Linked DNA regions of Homo sapiens: region 1 is linked to region 2. Evidence: chromatin loops called from intact Hi-C (ENCODE). Cell type or tissue: heart left ventricle. All regions are shown on one strand. Links, peaks and the distances in the headings refer to the core of each region. The heading gives the core; the rest is flanking DNA.

Region 1 (8,266 bases), core at 1-8,000, 64 kb before region 2:
CGTGGGCTGCACAGCCTCGACCGTCTCCTACTGCACCAGAACCGCGTGGCCCATGTGCACCCGCATGCCTTCCGTGACCTTGGCCGCCTCATGACACTCTATCTGTTTGCCAACAATCTATCAGCGCTGCCCACTGAGGCCCTGGCCCCCCTGCGTGCCCTGCAGTACCTGAGGCTCAACGACAACCCCTGGGTGTGTGACTGCCGGGCACGCCCACTCTGGGCCTGGCTGCAGAAGTTCCGCGGCTCCTCCTCCGAGGTGCCCTGCAGCCTCCCGCAACGCCTGGCTGGCCGTGACCTCAAACGCCTAGCTGCCAATGACCTGCAGGGCTGCGCTGTGGCCACCGGCCCTTACCATCCCATCTGGACCGGCAGGGCCACCGATGAGGAGCCGCTGGGGCTTCCCAAGTGCTGCCAGCCAGATGCCGCTGACAAGGCCTCAGTACTGGAGCCTGGAAGACCAGCTTCGGCAGGCAATGCGCTGAAGGGACGCGTGCCGCCCGGTGACAGCCCGCCGGGCAACGGCTCTGGCCCACGGCACATCAATGACTCACCCTTTGGGACTCTGCCTGGCTCTGCTGAGCCCCCGCTCACTGCAGTGCGGCCCGAGGGCTCCGAGCCACCAGGGTTCCCCACCTCGGGCCCTCGCCGGAGGCCAGGCTGTTCACGCAAGAACCGCACCCGCAGCCACTGCCGTCTGGGCCAGGCAGGCAGCGGGGGTGGCGGGACTGGTGACTCAGAAGGCTCAGGTGCCCTACCCAGCCTCACCTGCAGCCTCACCCCCCTGGGCCTGGCGCTGGTGCTGTGGACAGTGCTTGGGCCCTGCTGACCCCCAGCGGACACAAGAGCGTGCTCAGCAGCCAGGTGTGTGTACATACGGGGTCTCTCTCCACGCCGCCAAGCCAGCCGGGCGGCCGACCCGTGGGGCAGGCCAGGCCAGGTCCTCCCTGATGGACGCCTGCCGCCCGCCACCCCCATCTCCACCCCATCATGTTTACAGGGTTCGGCGGCAGCGTTTGTTCCAGAACGCCGCCTCCCACCCAGATCGCGGTATATAGAGATATGCATTTTATTTTACTTGTGTAAAAATATCGGACGACGTGGAATAAAGAGCTCTTTTCTTAAGCTGTGGCCTCTCAGGCTAGGGTGCTGTGGGCGGTGAGAAGCAGGGGTGGGTGCTGGACGGGCAGCCTCTCCCCCATCACAAGGCCCCCAGAGGAAGGGAGTTGCCTGGCACCACAGGTGGGACAGCCTTGGCCAAGGGCAGCTCCAATGTCAGGTGCCCCTGGCCCCCCAGCCGCACAGATGGAGCATGCTTGGTGGCTGACGTCGTTGAGCCTGGCTGATGGAGCACATGCCAGGTCCATGGGTCTGGACATAGCAGCCCCTGTGGGGACAGTTGCTCTCGGGCCCCCCACCCCAATCAGGCTGCCCGGGCAGCCCCCAGGAGGAGGCTGAGGATGAGGGACCCTGTTCCTACCCCTGGTGGGTGGCAGGAGAGGAAGGCCCTGAAGGAGAGTTGGGCGGGTCAGGCCTGGCCTCAAGGCCCAGTGGGGGCTGTATGCACCCTCACACCGCTGCTGGTGGTCACACTAGACCCCACATGCGTGTCTGGGGCACCCCCACTTACAGCATGCCCACACCCCAAACATAGGCCGTGGTGGGTCTGCATGTCCCTGCACCCATGTATGCATACACGCATGCACACACAGCAGGGCAGGGAACACATGTCCACACACATGCAGGCACCGGGGGCTCGAGAGCAGCACACGCATCCAGGCAAAAATATGCACAGGCAGAAATATGCACAGGCACGCTTTCCCACGGCCTGGGCCGAAGAGGACTCAGAAACAAAAGGGAAGGGCCACGTGGCCAGGAAGCCTTCCCAGGAAAGGGCCCCCTCCCCGCCAGGGCAGTGGCTGGGGAGGGGGAGAGGGAGAAAAACAGTGACGTGGGGGAGGGTGTGGGGGAGCGTTGCTGGTGAAGCCAGATGGTCGTGGGGGCGGCCGGGGCTCCAGAAGCCTGGGGGGAGGAGAAGGAGGGAGAAGAAGCGGGGAGGACGCGCTTAGCAGCCAAGGCCCCAGCTCCTCCGCCCGCTTCTCTGTGCGTGTGCTGCGGCCCAAGGCTCAGACCCCTCCCATCAAGCACAGGGCAGAGCCAGGATGCAGTGGTCCTGTCTGGCCTGTACCCTCCTCAGGGTCCTCCCACATGTCCTGTCTCTCCTGAGAGACCCTGTGCCTGTGCCCACAGGTGCTGAGGCCCCCCGTGTGGCTGCGCACACCTCCACCTGCAGTTTGCCCCTCTGCTCACCTGAGATCCAGGGCCGGCAGCCTTGCCCCAAGGCTGGGGGCAGCTCAGGCAGGGCAGCCCTGCCGGGGTGGGGTGCTGTTTGCCCAGGGCTCCCTCTGCAGCCCCTCTGGGCCCAGGAGACCCTTGGCAGCCCCAGCAGAGGCCTCTCCATGGATGGCCTGATGTCAAAATGTTGTGCAGTCTCTGTCCTGTGCCTGGAGCTCTACCATCAGCACCCCTGGCACCCCCAGTCTCTGTGACCCCACAGCCAGGCCCAGGATTCTGCCAGGCTGTGCCTGGGCACTGGCATAGGCAGGGTTTTATTCAGTTTTTCTCCCAAGTGGCCCCTGTCATGCCTGAGAAGAGGCAGCTAAACTGCTGGATCTGGGCTAGTGCTCTCAGCTGAGGCTGGGGGCTCCTTGCAGTCAGAGCCAGGAAACCGAAGCCACCCATTTCCAAAGAGCCTTGAGCCCCACCTGAGTGACCCAACTGCAGTGGATGCTGGCGCCCTCAATGGCTTGTGGAAGGACAGCAGATCCTGCCTCAGCTTGCACACCTCCCAGGACAAGGAGTTCATTACCTCTGCTGGGCCCACTCCTAACTAAGAAGCAGGCACCTGTCGCCCTCAGGCCAGCTTCGGGGCTGACTGTCACCACCAGCTGCCCTCAGGGCTCTGCACCCTCCCCTCCAGGCCACAGTGGGGGCCTGTGCAGTGGCAGGGGTGGGGAGTTGGGCACAGTCCAACCAGACCTGAGGACGGGGTGAGAGGATCCGGAAGGAAGTGGACGAGTTTTAAGTTGGACTCAGCAGGATGCATGGACGCTCCCATGGGGTGGAGGCGGCAGGCAGGGCTCCCAGGCCTGAGCAGCCGGCACGGGGCGCCCGTCCCTGAGGTGGGGGCGCCGAGAGGAGCGGCCGCTTTGTCGAGGCCCAGGAGACATCTGGGCGGGGGTGTCGCGTGGGCTGTGCAGGCTGAGCTCAGCAGAGGGGCCCGGCTGGAGGACACATTTGGGAGTCGTGAGCACTTGGGTGATATTTACAGCCCAGGAAGAGATGAGCTCACCGGCCGGCCGCTGCTGACGAGGGGCCCGGAGTGGGCGGGGCGTTGGGCCAGGGCCCAGGGACTCAGCTCCTTCCTGCGCCGACCCCGGCACTCCCCAGCTCTGCCTGACCAGCCCCGGCCGGCTGGGCCCCTGAGGTCAGGTGCTGGACCAGGCAGGGGTTGGGGGTGGCAGCTGGTGTCCAGCCTTGATCACCCAGACCCCAGAGCAGGTGCAGAAAGCTAATTAAAGCTGCGTGAATCAGCCTTGAGGGTATCAAATCCTGGCCCCCACCCCATGCGGGCTGCTGGTCTACCACAGACTCTCCTGGCCCCGTCCAAAGATGCCTGGCCAGCCCCAGGGGGCCCTGTGGACCGAATCCTTCACAGCTCATGGGCCTGTCCCTGTGTTGCAGGCCTAGCCAGGGCAGCACCACCCAGCACAATTGGTGGAGGTGACAGCTGGGGCTGGGCTCACCACTAGGTGGCTGTAGCCGACCTGGGTGGGGGATAGGGGCAAGCAACCCTCAGATGTCGGGCCCAGGCTGGGCTGCTCCTGGGGATTCCTCTCAACCACCCCGACTCCACCCCTGCGGCCCTGGGGGCTGAGCTGCACCAGAGCTGCCCTGCACACCTGTCTGCCCAGGGCTGCAGGAGCAGCCCTGTCCTTGGATGGGAGCGCCTGCCCCCTGTTTATCTGGCTGCCCAGGGCTTTGCCTAGTAATTGGGAGAATTACTTTTTAATCCTTAAATTAGTTCTGAAATAATAGAAGCTGCCGAATGTTCAGCAGCCGATGGTAAACTAACATCCAGCGAGACTGAGAACATGCCGGAAACAAGTTGAGAGGGAGGCAAGTGTTTGTGGTGTGAGCTGGGGCCCGGGGCGGGCCACTGCGGCGGCGGCAGGGGTGGGGGCTCCTCACTGCCGGGCTGCCTGCAGCTCACAGCCTCCCTGGGGTGGTAGGGCACCTCACACTCACATCCCCGCAGGAAGACACTGCTAATGTCCCCAGGGCACAGATGAGGAAACGGAGGCCCAGAGACATGAAGCAACATGTCAGGCAGGATTGGGCCCGAGGCCACGCGGGAGCAGACCCTTCGCTGCCAACTGTGTTTGTGCTCCAGAGTGCTGCTCTGCTTCTCCATCCCAGTGCCCGGGGACATCACAAGACCCTGGGTGTCAATTCCCTCCACTGTGTCAGTCAGCCTAGGGATGTCACTCGGGGTGGCACCCTGAGCTGTGGCACCTCTGTGACTGAGGCAGCTCTGTGTCTGGTCAGCTGGCCTTTGGGCCGCCTCCAGCCACAGTGAGGAGGCCCAGCCCTCAACTCAATTTCCCCCACGTTGCCGGCCTGGTGGCCACCCTCATGCCCAGATTTCTCACTGGTGGCCTTGGCCTCTGTTCTGCCTGGACCCCAGCTGGCTCCTTTCCCACCCTGCTCTGGGCTAGGCCGCTCCGGAGCCCTGCCCTGCAGCCCAGCCCCTGTGTACACCACAGCCTGGGCTTGGCAGGGCTCCCCACATGAGGCCTGGGTGGGAAAAGTGCAATGGCCACTGTCAGCAAAGGGTGTATCTCAGCCCATCCCCCCCCACCCCGCCGGGCACAGCAGCTCAAGGATCCCATTATGCCAAGGCCTTGGAGAGTGGCTGCGATGGGCATGAGCCCAGTGGCCCCCGGAGCCCCACTCCTGTTGGGAGGGTGCATGTGTCGGGGCCCAGGGCTCCCCAGCAGCTGGCCTGACCCCAAAGTGCCAATCCCAGGTCTAGAGGAGGAGCCCCAAACTCCATGGAGGAGGCCGTGGGACTTCTCTGGTTGGTCAGGCTTCTCCAGGGCTGGGGCCTGGTGCTACTGTCTTTTCCTGGGGGAGGTGGGGCTCTGCCAGGGCACACCTCTCCGGAAGCCCCTTCCAGGTGCGTCGCACTCCCCACCTGCCTCTGTCTGCTGCAGGGGAGTCCTGCTCCCAGGGGCAGGGGACCCTTGCTGGGCCATGCCTGGAGTCCTGAGCCAGTGGGTGGAGGAACAGGCACCTGTCCAGCCTCATCTCTCCTTTTGCTCCCAATCCCCAGCCCCCAGCCCCAGAACTCCTTAGGATCTTCTTCTTGGTCCTTCCTCTTTGCTCAGTATTCAGTTCTGACACCACTCCCTTCTCCAAGAAGCTCTTCCTGATCCTCCAGGCTGGTCCTCACCCAGCCAGGTGGCCATGGAGTGGATCCACAGTGCCCAGACCCGCATGGCCAGAGCCAGGGGCAGGTCACTACCCCTCAACAGCCCTCTGCTTTTGTGCCTGTTTTGAGGAATGAGTAAACCCTCATGGAAGAAGAGGTCCCTGCTTGGGCCCAGCCCTGGAGGAGCTCATAGAGGGCCAGACAGGGTGCTTCTGCCACACGGTCCCAAAGCTGAGGCCGAGGCTGTCCCTCCCTCCAAATGTCCCCACCCACAACCTGTCTTCTTGGATTCAGACCACAGGACCAAGCTCGCGCCTGGTTCCCCAGGCCCCAGAAAGCCAAGGGAGCCCCCCAAGGCCACACAGTAAGCAGTGGAACCAGGCTGGGCCGGGCTGGCTGCCTGGACCCCCCTCACGCCCTGTGGGCCCCCCAGAGCTGGCCTAGGGTCTCTTGACCCTGACCTCAGTGGAGGAGCACCCAGCCTGACATTCTGAGAGCTGCACAGGTAGCACTTCCTTGGCACCAACAGCAGATTGCATGTGGGGTCAGCACAGGCCTGCTGACCGGGGCAGGGCCAGGCTCACAGCCACCTGGGTGCAGGAAAGGGTGCCAAGCTCGGCAGGAGTCCTGCCCTCCCAGCCTGTGCAGTGGCTGGGCTCGGTGGAGGGTCCCTCTCTCTCTGACCAGTTCGCTGTGCGTTTATTAGGCACCTGCTGTGTGCTGGTGAAACAGGAAAAGTCCCCTTGTTCCCCTCACAGTACATGCAATGGGGTTGTGGCTTGCTTCAGTGCCCTGCTGCTCAAATCTCTAGGGGAACATACAGACGGGCAGGCTGTGGAGCTCCAACCCCACGGCAGTGTCTAGGGGTGAATGTTTATAGCTGAAGCCCCAGTGAGCGTGTTACAGGGTGCTCTTTTAGTTTTGCTGTTTTAGTTTAACTCTATCGGTGGCTTCTGTTACTCAGCTCAATTAAACCCCAGTTAGAGCCCTGCCTTATCGCAAGGACAGATGGCTTTCTGCATCCCAAGGTTCTTGCCTTGGTGTAAGAATTGGACCACACGTGGGCTCGGAGAATGAGTGCAAGGTTTTATTGAGTGGAGGTAGCAGATGGGGGAAGGCAGAAGAAGATGGAGTGGGACGGTTTTCCCCTGGAGTCGGGCCCGGGCTCTCCTCTGGCTGCCCCAGCCAAACTCCAGGTCATTCTGCTGCCGGTTGGTAGCCTGCCGGGGTGCCGGCGCCCGTCAGTGCGTTCCTCTCGACGTCCAGCCGCCTGAGTGCTCCTCTGCCAATCCGCTCCTCTCCACGTCCAGCAGCTTGTGCGTGCCTGCCAGGGTCTCGCGAGTTTTTATAGTCATAGGATGGGGGTGTGGCAGGCCAGGGTGGTCTTGGGAAATGCAAAAATGCCTGTCCTCACCTAGGTCTGTGGGATGGAGCCCCAGCCAGGGATCACACCCTCCTCTACGCAGCACTTCCCCTTTTCCCTATCATTCATTTCAAGGGACCAAGCTCTTCCACTCCTGTATCACCTCAACGAACCCATGCGCCTCCTTCCTGGAGGTTGCTGTTGAAGCTGCAGGCATCACCCCCTGGGTGAGAGAGGGCCCTGCCTGGGCCTGGGCTGCTGCCAGGCCACGTGAATGCGGGGAGGCCATGTTTTGGAAGCCCGAGGGAGGATCCACACTTTGTCCCTGCACATGGCCCAGCCTCAGACGCTAGACAAAATGAGGGGCAGAGAATGGCCCCTTCTGCAGACGCAGTGCATCTGGCCCAGCCCACAACGAGCCTCTCCTGCAGGGGCAGCCTCCACGGGAAGGGCCAATTAAACCCACCACCGATCGGCCCAACCAACACCGGGGAACAGGAGGCCTCCAATTTGTCTTTACAAAGGGCTGTGCAGAGATTTATGGGCAATAAATGAACATCCATCCCGAGGCGGGCAGAGGAGAAGCGGCAGGGCCGGCAGGGTGGGGGCAGCCCCCTCTGATCGTGGCGCGGAAGCTGCATTAATGACGCTCACCAAGGAGAGACAAGGCTGAGGCTGGCAGGGCCACTCACCAAGGAAGGAGAAAAATAAATGCGAGCAATTGGGGAATGATGAAGACCTTGCAGGGAGAACACCTCGATACACACGGTGAGGCCAGCCTGGCAGAGTCTGGGGACGCCGAGCCAGGGACCTGGTGGGGTAGGGCAACCTACAGGAGGGGCACAGAGACAGCCTGGTGCTGCTGCACAATTATTTTTGAAAAATGACAGAGCAGAGAGAAAGAGTGGAGGCGGGGCGGGGGACTGCAGCCTCCAGGGATGCCAGGGGTTTCTGAGAGGCGGTCACTGCTACCTTCAGGGGGAGCAGGAGGGTCTTGAGGCCTTGGGAGCCAGGGCCCCAGCCTCTGAAGCCCTCCCTGAGGTCCCTTAGCCAACAGTGGTGGAGCCACAGCCCTACCCCTCTAGGCTCCCCCGCGGCCATTCCAGCCTCCAACCCCACCCCTCCACCTCAGACTGTAGGGTCTGAGCACCCGCCCTGTCCATATCCATCCCTGCATGCCTCTCCGTTCACCGACTCCTTCAACAGACCATCCCCTGCTCCTCTCAACAGGCCCCGCTCTGCTGGGGAACCACGGACAGAGGCCTTCCCATCCCCAGGTCAGGATCATCTGGGCCCCCTGCTGCAGCCGAGGACCCCTCCAGATCCGCAGAGGGACAAACTGGCCATGAGGCCACGACCAAGCCTCACTTGGGTGGGGACCCAGCCTGGGGCAGTCCTGCTGTTGCCCCC
Region 2 (8,316 bases), core at 211-8,210:
AGGGAAGCGCGTCTCCATCTCCGAGTGGAGCTCCCGAGGGCTCTGCGGGGCCTGCCTTGGGGTGGCGTGATACCAGGTCTGGCAGGACAGGCTGCCTTCTCCTAGAGAGACAAAGCTCCTCTCCAGGCCCGTGTTGCCTGCTCAGGTCCCCTCTCCGCTCACCCCTGGGCCACCCAGAGGTCACTTATGAGCTGGTGTGGTCACAGGCAGGCACTGAGCTTGGGGCAAACACCGGCCCTCACGCCCCGCAGAGCCCACAGCAACCACCTCCCGGTCCCCATCCTGCTCCACGCACCACCTCCCCAACAAGCTGCCACACCAAGCCCCATGTCAGGGGCCAGTGTGGGGAACCATCACTGAGACAGCGCTCAGCAGGCTCTCCCCACGTGCCTGTGGGCGCGCATGTCCCCAAGCCTCCAAGGGCCCACCCCTCACAGGCAGAGTGCTGTGGCCCCAGGCCCTCAGTGGGGAGCGTGGGCGCCCGAGGGATCTGAGGTTCACTGGGAAGAGACGTGCCCCACCCCAGGGCGTCTCTGGCCCCAGCCTCCTCCCTTGGGGCTGCAGGGAGGCTCCACCAGCCTTGGCACCCTGAGTCGTGGACAGACAGGGCAGAGGAGCAACATCCTGCCCACAGCTGGAAAACAGGACCCCTGAAGGGCTGGGAGGGCACCTGAGGATGAGGACATGAGGAAGCGGAGGGTACAAGTCCCCAGACCCAGTTTCCCACCAGTCCCAGTGGACATGACGGTGGCCCACAGGAGCCACAGTGGCCTTGGGGACAAAGAACCCCCGACCCCTCCAGATGCACGCAGTGGATGCCTTCAGGCTCCAGCTGCAGCTGGGCAAGGTTCTGTCCGCAGTGGAGGACTGGCTTGGGGCCCCAATGCCTGGCCACAGGCTGAACACCTCCTCTGACCCGCTGCGCAGCCCACATTAGGACTCAGTTCCTAAAGAGCCACTTTACCGGCATTGGGCACTGGCAGGGGGCTGCCTAACTCAATTGCCTCTGAGCTGTTTCGTGACTTGGTGATTGTGATTTTGTTTTCTTATTGTCATTGTTTTAAGCCTCCTCCGCGATGCTCTCTGGGTTCCTCAGACGGAGTGAGGCCTCAGGGTGCACAGCAGGGCTGGGGCTCCCAGAGGCCTTCTCCAAAGAGGTGCACGGATCCGAGGAGAGATTGGCTTGCCTAGATGGGCCACCCACCCACTGCACTCGCCCACCGCACTCGCTGAGGGGGTCCTGGAGGGCAGAGGTGCTCTGGGCAGGCAAGGCAGGGAAGACAGCGTGATGCTCAGTGGGCCTGGGAGGTGGAGCCCTCAGGGTCAGCACTGTAGCTGGCAGCAGGGCGTGACCTTGACCTTGGATGTGCCACAGATAATTTCAAGAGTGTCCTATGGTCCGAGCAGGAGGACTTCAGCCAAAGGGTGCGGAGGGGGAATCTAGGGGGAACCTGACATGGCCGGCGCATTCCTGAGACAGCCCAGCCCGCCACATAAAGGTGGAGGGCTGCCTTGGAGAAAACAAACTTGGGGCGGCCACATGCAGCCCCCCAGGCTCCAGGCCTGGCTCCCTCCCCAGGCGCTCAGCAGGAGCCACACCCGCATTGGGAATTCGGGGCAGGTCCGGCCTGCATGCTGTGTCGAAGAAATGCAACACAATTAATTAGCCCCTAAAAAAAGCGTTTGAAGTGTTTATTGCAGGACGGCGCTCCTGGTTTTATAAACAGATGGGGAAATAAAGTGGTGGGGATGACAAGCCGGGAACAGCTGCACAGGGACCCGGAACCTAATTCATAATTCAGCAGACTAATCAGAGAACATCTTCTGCAGGCGCCATAACGAAGGGACGTGAGGCCGCAACTGATGAGCCAATCCCCATGCGCCTGCCACGCCAGCCACGCCCCTGCACTGCTGACCCCAGTGTGAGCCCCTGCCTCCAGCCCTGGCCTGACCGAAGCACCCAGCCCCATCCCTGGTCACAATGACCTCCTGCCAAGCTTTCAGCAGGCGTTTTCTCAGCAGCTCCCTGCAACATTTAGTCACAAGCCCATTTTTCAGGAGAGGAAACTGAGGCGCAGGGAGAGTGAGCCTGAGGGACCTGCCCTGGTGGGTGCATACCCCCACAAGCCCTGGATCCCCAATCCACTGCCCAGGGGTGCACCCAAAGAGGTGGGTTTGGCCCTCCTGGACCACCCTGGATCCTCTTGTGCAGGAGGGACTCCAAGTAGACTGAGGAGCTCTTCCCTTCCAGCAGTTGAGATGTGGAGGGAGAAGGAAGAAGGGGGAGAGTGTTTACCAGCCAAGAGGACGTGGGATGGGTGTGAGGCTGGCCTTTGAGGAGCATGGACTGGGCGGGGACCTACCGGTGGGTTGTACATGGGGAAGCCCATGGGCCCCGAGCAGGGAACCTGGAATAATTGAACATAAAAATTCACATGCATTTGGCCAGGCGCAGTGGCTCACACCTGTGATCCCAGCATTTTGGGAGGCCGAGGTGGGAGGATCACTTGAGGTCAGGAGTTTGAGACCAGTCTGGCTAACATGGCGAAACCCCGTCTCTACTAAAAATACAAAAAAATTAGCCAGGCGTGGTGGCGCACGCCTATAGTCCCAGCTACTTGGGAGGCTGAGGCAGGAGAATTGCTTGAACCCAGGAGGTGGAGGTTACAGTGAGCCAAGATCGCGCCACTGCACTCCAGCCTGGGTGACAGAGTGAGACTCCATCTCAAAACAATAAAATAAAATAAAATAATTCACATGCATTTTATGAATCTTCTAGCTCCGACAGGAGCCCCAGTGTTCACAGCAGTCGTGGACTGTAAAATGCACAAGATGAAATGTTTGTGACAGCCGTAAAGTCCTCGTTTTCTCCTCGGCTGCAGTGGAAACATGGGGCAGCGGGGCCGTGGGCGCCAAGCCTCCCCATCCCCCGCTGGCCCCTGCCCCTGCCGCACGTGCTCGTGTGTGCCCTGTGAGTACCCAGCAAGACATGGGGACTGAGGAAAGAGCCCAGCTCACACCTGCCCTCTGCAGCTCACGGCCTCCTCAGGCAGACATATGGGGTCAATTAAACTCTGCAACAAGCCTTTTACTTAAACACATCAAACCACAAATACCATCAGAGTGGTTGATGTCGTAGCAGAGGAAGGCAAGGGGGCTGCGGTGCCTACAGGGGTAGTTCAGGGGCCTTGTGGAGTTGGGCTCCAAAGTCTAGGTAGGAGCTTGCCAGTGTGAGCAGCACCAGTCACCCGCCACTGTGGCACTGGCGCCGGATGGGACTCAGACGTGGGTTAGAAAGCCCCCAGTCAGACCCTCACCCCAACCCCCACTGGACCTCACATGCTTTCTCCCCACAGGATTTCAGAGGATGGCAGGGGAATGGGGAAACATGTGTCCGGCTACCTGCTGCTGCATGACAAAGCAGCCCAGTCTCTTGTGTGCTTGGTCTGTGGGTCTGGAGCCCGGGCAGGGCCCAGCAGGGCGGTGTGGGCAGCTCTTCTGCTGTGCATGGCATCGAGGGGGCATTCAGTGTACTCAGCCCCAGCTGTGCCCCCAGGCCTGGCCTCGGCAGACCGGCTGCAGGGCTGAGCCCCACAGGCCCTCCCGCTCCGTGGGCTCTCCCTGCTGGTCAGATTCCTTCAAGGCAGCTCAGGACCAAAAGCAGAAAGCAGAACAGCTGGGCTCTGAGGGCCTGGGGTGCAGCGCAGCGCCATGTCCACCCAACACCAATGGTCAAAGCTGTCCAGGCCTTCCTAGGTCCAGGGAGGGATGAAGACTGACAGACTCACAGAAGGTCAAGGAATGTGCGTTTGGCCCCGTTGAGTCTCTGCAGGATGGGCTCAGTACAAAGCGCTGGGCAGGGCAGAGGAGCAGAGCCCACCTGGACCCCAGCCAGGAGCCCACAAGTGCCAACAGCTCCCTGGGAAACAGGACCAGGGCCCCCAGCTCCTGGGTGGGCGAGGTATGCAGTAACTGGCCCCTCAGGGGGTGGAGCCAAGCTTGGAGACCCCTGCCGAGGCAGGGTCTCAGTGCTGAAGCAGGATTTGGACCCACTTTTTCTGTACTCTGACCCCTTTCCCAAAGTCAACCTCCCTTTGAGGTCCTCTCCCCAAAACACCCCCTGACCAGCACAGCCCTCCTCTGCGTGCTGCAGGCAGACTCCTCCCTGTTCCTACACCACCTGCCCGAGGTCCCCCAGCTCTTGAATGGCAGAGTGAGGACATGAAGCCGGTGTCCCTGACTCCAGGGCTGTGTTCTTGGCCCCAGCCCGGACCCCCGCATGCATCTACATCTGCTGTCTGCACTTGGTACCTGCCGCTCTTCCCCGGCCCCCACTGTCCCACAGTGAGACAGAACCCTGATCAGACTCCCTGCACAGAAGGAAGGGCGCTGCTCCTCCCACCCTCTGCCCAGGTGAGGTGCCACCACAGGCTGCTCAGAGCCCCAGGAAGTTGACTGGAGGGCAGGACGGCACCTTGTGTGGTGGGGCCACCGTGCAGGTAGAAGCAACATGCGACCCGGGTGGACACAGCCCCACAGGCTGCAGGGCTTAAGCAGGGCAGCCAGGATCCTCCCTCAGCGCCCCCTCGCAACCCCACCGCTGGTGTGTGTGTTGTTTGTGAGGGCATGGTGCCCAATTGGACTGCCCCAGCCCTCCAGGCCCGCAGTGCCGTCACTTCCAGAGTGGTCCGGCTGTAGACAGAGCCACTCTCGGGGGGGTGTTCAGTATGCACAGAGCCCCCACCCCTCTGTGCCTGGCCTGTCCCTTGGGCCAGGCCCCAGCAGAGGTAATCTTACTAAACAAACATGCCCCGGATTTGCTGTCTGTGCAAACAGCAGCAACTGCTGCTCTGCGGATGAGGGGCTCAGAGACTCCACAGTGAGGGTTTCCAGGGCTGCGTCCTTCTAAGCAGCAACATGGGAGGCAGCACCTCACGCCCCACTCCACAGACACTGGGCTGCGGGGAGTCCTTGAAGAATGCAACAGGGTAGTGCTAGGACCTGCTGCGATCTCCTGAGATACCCAGCCCCTCACAGGCACCAAGCTAATGTCGCAGAGGTGCGTGTGGCCCTGGCCCCAAAGAGGAGGACCCAAACAGCAAACAAGCTTGAGAGAGAGCCAGGCCCAGCAACCTACGCACCAGAGACCTGCCCTCGGCTCCGCAGACCCGGGGCAGACCGGGCCTCTGCCACCTGAGCTGGCCTCCAGGGGGAGGCTGCTCCTGCCTCAGACCCACCCAGCCCAGCCTGGGAGCCCAATGCAGAGGCCGCTCAGTACCCTCGGGTAGGGGGACAGGGAGACCTGTCCAGGGCGGCCCCCTTGCTGCCCACTTTGCCACCTCCTTGCCCCACTCAAGCCCTCTAGGGGATTGAACCAAGAGTCTGGGCTGGCCGGGTGTGGTGGCCCAGGCCTGTGATCCCAGCACTTTGAGAAGCCAAGGTGGGAGGATCGCTTGAGGCCAGGAATTCGAGACCAGTCTAGGCAACATAGTGAAAGCCCCTCGCTACAAAAAACTTTAAAAACTAGCCAGGTGTGGTGGCCTGCACCTATAGTCCCAGCTACTTGGGAGGTTGATGCTGGAGGATCACTTGAGCCCAAGAGTTCAAGGTTGCAGTGAGCTGTGATGACACAATTGCACTCCAGTCTGGGTGACAGAGCAAGACCCCATCTAAAAACAAATAAATAAATAAATAAATAAATAAGTGTTTAAATATTAGCCGGGAGTGGTGGTGCACACCTGCAGTCCCAGTTACTTGGGAGGCTGAGGTGGGAAGATCACTTGAGCGTGGGCGTTCAAGCCTGCAGTGAACTGTGATGGTGCCACTGCTCTTCAGCCTAGGTGACAGATCGAGACCCTATCTCTAAAATTAATTATAATTTAATTTAATTTAATTTAATTTTAAAAGACTCTGGGGTGATGGACCAACCAGGCACAATGCCTTTGGCCACTGGCAGAGGGCACCGTGAGGCTGCCTTGGACACGGGGCCATCAGGGTGAGAGGCTGGCACTGGAGATTGGTGGGTGCAAGGTATCACCCCAGCATCCCCAGCCTGCCTCACCCCCGCTGGCTCCCAGCCCTGCCCCCCATCCTAGAACTTCCGGCTCCTGAAGAACCAATGGCTCCTCACAATGTGGCCTCTGCCCCCACGCCTTCCCAGAGCTCCTGCCCCGGCCCCCACTGCAGGCCCCAGAGAGCACCTTGTAGCCCCTACGGAGCCCAAAACGCAGGCCCATGGGAGGATGGCACCTTTCTGGGGTGGGGAGTCCCTACTTTCCTTTCTCTAATTTTTCTGCATTTTCCAAATGTTGATACACTAGCATGAGTTTCTCATGGAGCTGGAACAGCAAACCTCAGCAGGAAGCAAGCAGGCTGCCCTCGGGCGTGCAGAGGAGCTGGAGGCCAGGGCCCCCATGGGGAGTCCTCCTCGAGGGGCCTGGGAAGGGTCTTGTGGAAGTACTGGGTGGGCTGAGGGCTGGCTGTCCAGTACGGGCTCAGTTTGGCCCTGTGTGCAGCTGCCCGGTCAGGCCATGCTGTCCTCCAAGATGCATTCTGCATCCCTCCCTGGGGGACGCACCAGCCTCATTTCATGGCCACTGCGACAGTTGCATTAACTTGTATCTAATGGGATGCTTGGCTATTGGACATGGAGCAATTCCAGTTTAATTAAGCGTCAGGAAGCTGGGCATTAATTAAAGTAACAAAAGACTCAGCACAACGCAAGCTGGGCCCTGCTCAGAGAGGCTGTGGTCTAGGCGTGAAGGGTTGACGAAGTGCATGACCCAGGCCCGGCACTGTCCACATGTCCACACCCCCTGGCTCACCGCCCACCTGGAGGCCACCAAGGCCTCACACCCTGACCTCCCTGGCTACCATGGCCCAGGCCCCAGGCTGGGCTTTGTGTGCTGAGCCCCCAGGGGCAGGGGATGGGGACCCCTGGAACACCCAGGGCCCTTGTTAAGGTGAAAGCCATGTCCCAGGAATGGCCACAAGGTCCCAGCAACCGTGGAGATCCGTCACACCCCAGCACCTGGCTTTGGCCAAAGGCCCCTCCCCACTCCCCTCCAGCCCTCCCTCCACTAGAATTTGGACACCCCTCGATGGACACAGACCCTGGCCACCCTCAGCTTCCTCCTCCTACCCCACCCCAGCCAGGAGCCCACAGGAGGTACCTGGGGACATGCCAAGGGCAGAGGTCACAGGAGATGAAATGAGGACACCAAAGCCAGCAGTGCCACCTGCAGTGGACTCAGGCCACCATGCTGGCCCCTCCCGGCCTCTACCCTTGGCCCTTGCACCCCTCCCCTCCCTCCTCCTCTCACTTCTGTTGGGCCTTTGGCCCCTCCAAGTCCATGAACACAAATCACATGAGGTTTGCCTCTATTGTATTTATGAAGACATTTTATGTGACTTTGGTTTTTGGTGGTTTTTTTTGTTTTGTTTTGTTTTTTGAGACAGGGTCTCACTCTGTCACCCGGGCTAGAGTGCAATGGTGCAATCCCAGCTCGCTGAAGCCTCCACCTCCAGAGCTCAAAGGATCCTCCCACTTCAGGCCCCCAGGTAGCTGGGACTACAGGCATGCGACACCATGCCTGGCTAATTTTTCTATTTTTTTGTAGGGAGGGGGTTTCCCTCTCTATGTTTCCCAGGCTGGTCTTCGACTCCTGGGCTCAAGCAATCCACTTGCCTCAGCCTCCCAAAGTGTTGGGATTCCAGGCATGAGGCAATGCACCCAGCCTGTGACTTTTTATTTTAAGGGCAGGTGAGTTGGGGACTTTGTCTTTCTTTTTCCAAGGAAAAACAGAAAACTAGATTACGATCCCCAGTCAACTCTCCCCCACATTAGCTGCCTCCAGGTCTCCTCTGCCTGGGCCTGCACTTGGGGCCTCACAGCTGCGACACCTCCTAGCCCCAGACCAGGCTCCAGGCTGCAAGGCCAGAAGAGAACCTCAGGTGCTCTGGTTGAAGGCACTTCTCCCCAGCCCCCGAACAGCATCACCTCCTTCCGCCTTGATGTTCTACCTGCTCTCCGCCCTTGCTTCTCTGCTGAGGCTGGATGGAGAAGTCTGGCCTCAGCTGCCCTCTACAGAGGTGCTGACATCTGCTGCCCAATGGGCCTCGGGCTGGGTCCAAGCCTCAAAGCCCACGCAAGTAAAAGGTGCAGCACTGGCCAAAGGGCCTTCCCTCTTGCACTCACTCACTGGGGGCTGATAGGCAGGAGCCCTGGATCCCCAGTTAGACTTAGTCCTGCCAGCCCAGGGTCCCCGGTGCAACATCAAGAGGACCCCAGCCACGTGACGAGGGTAGACGGTCTCC

What was found. Hi-C counts contacts between places; a loop is a spot of excess contacts. Peaks named below come from ENCODE experiments on the same cell type or tissue, not always from the same donor. Only the 100,000 strongest peaks of a DNase experiment are listed, where the experiment ranks them.
Region 1: it touches region 2 in a loop (2.2-fold over the local background); 13 of 110 quality-filtered maps call a loop at or near these places.

The regions. Positions count from the first base shown.
Region 1 is chr22:20,234,273-20,242,538 of GRCh38, reverse strand. RTN4R (reticulon 4 receptor) reads left to right here. Exons shown (of 2, transcript NM_023004.6): 2 at 1-1,124. The coding sequence ends at 828. It overlaps LOC105372863 (a long non-coding RNA gene), which reads right to left. Exons shown (of 2, transcript XR_007068009.1): 2 at 6,560-8,266. Among named protein-coding and RNA genes, the nearest start is that of MIR1286, 11 kb to the left of the region's middle. RefSeq lists silencers at 3,428-3,487, 3,699-3,993, 4,178-4,327 and an enhancer at 3,977-4,569. In heart left ventricle, for the core only: a CTCF peak has its summit at 3,812 (motif pointing right); DNase peaks (open chromatin) are centred at 3,359 and 3,808; H3K4me3 peaks cover 1,049 bases; H3K27ac peaks cover 2,642 bases.
Region 2 is chr22:20,170,392-20,178,707 of GRCh38, reverse strand. No RefSeq gene overlaps it. Among named protein-coding and RNA genes, the nearest start is that of CCDC188, 23 kb to the right of the region's middle. RefSeq lists an enhancer at 924-1,917. In heart left ventricle, for the core only: a CTCF peak has its summit at 3,616 (motif pointing left); no DNase peak of the experiment used is centred there.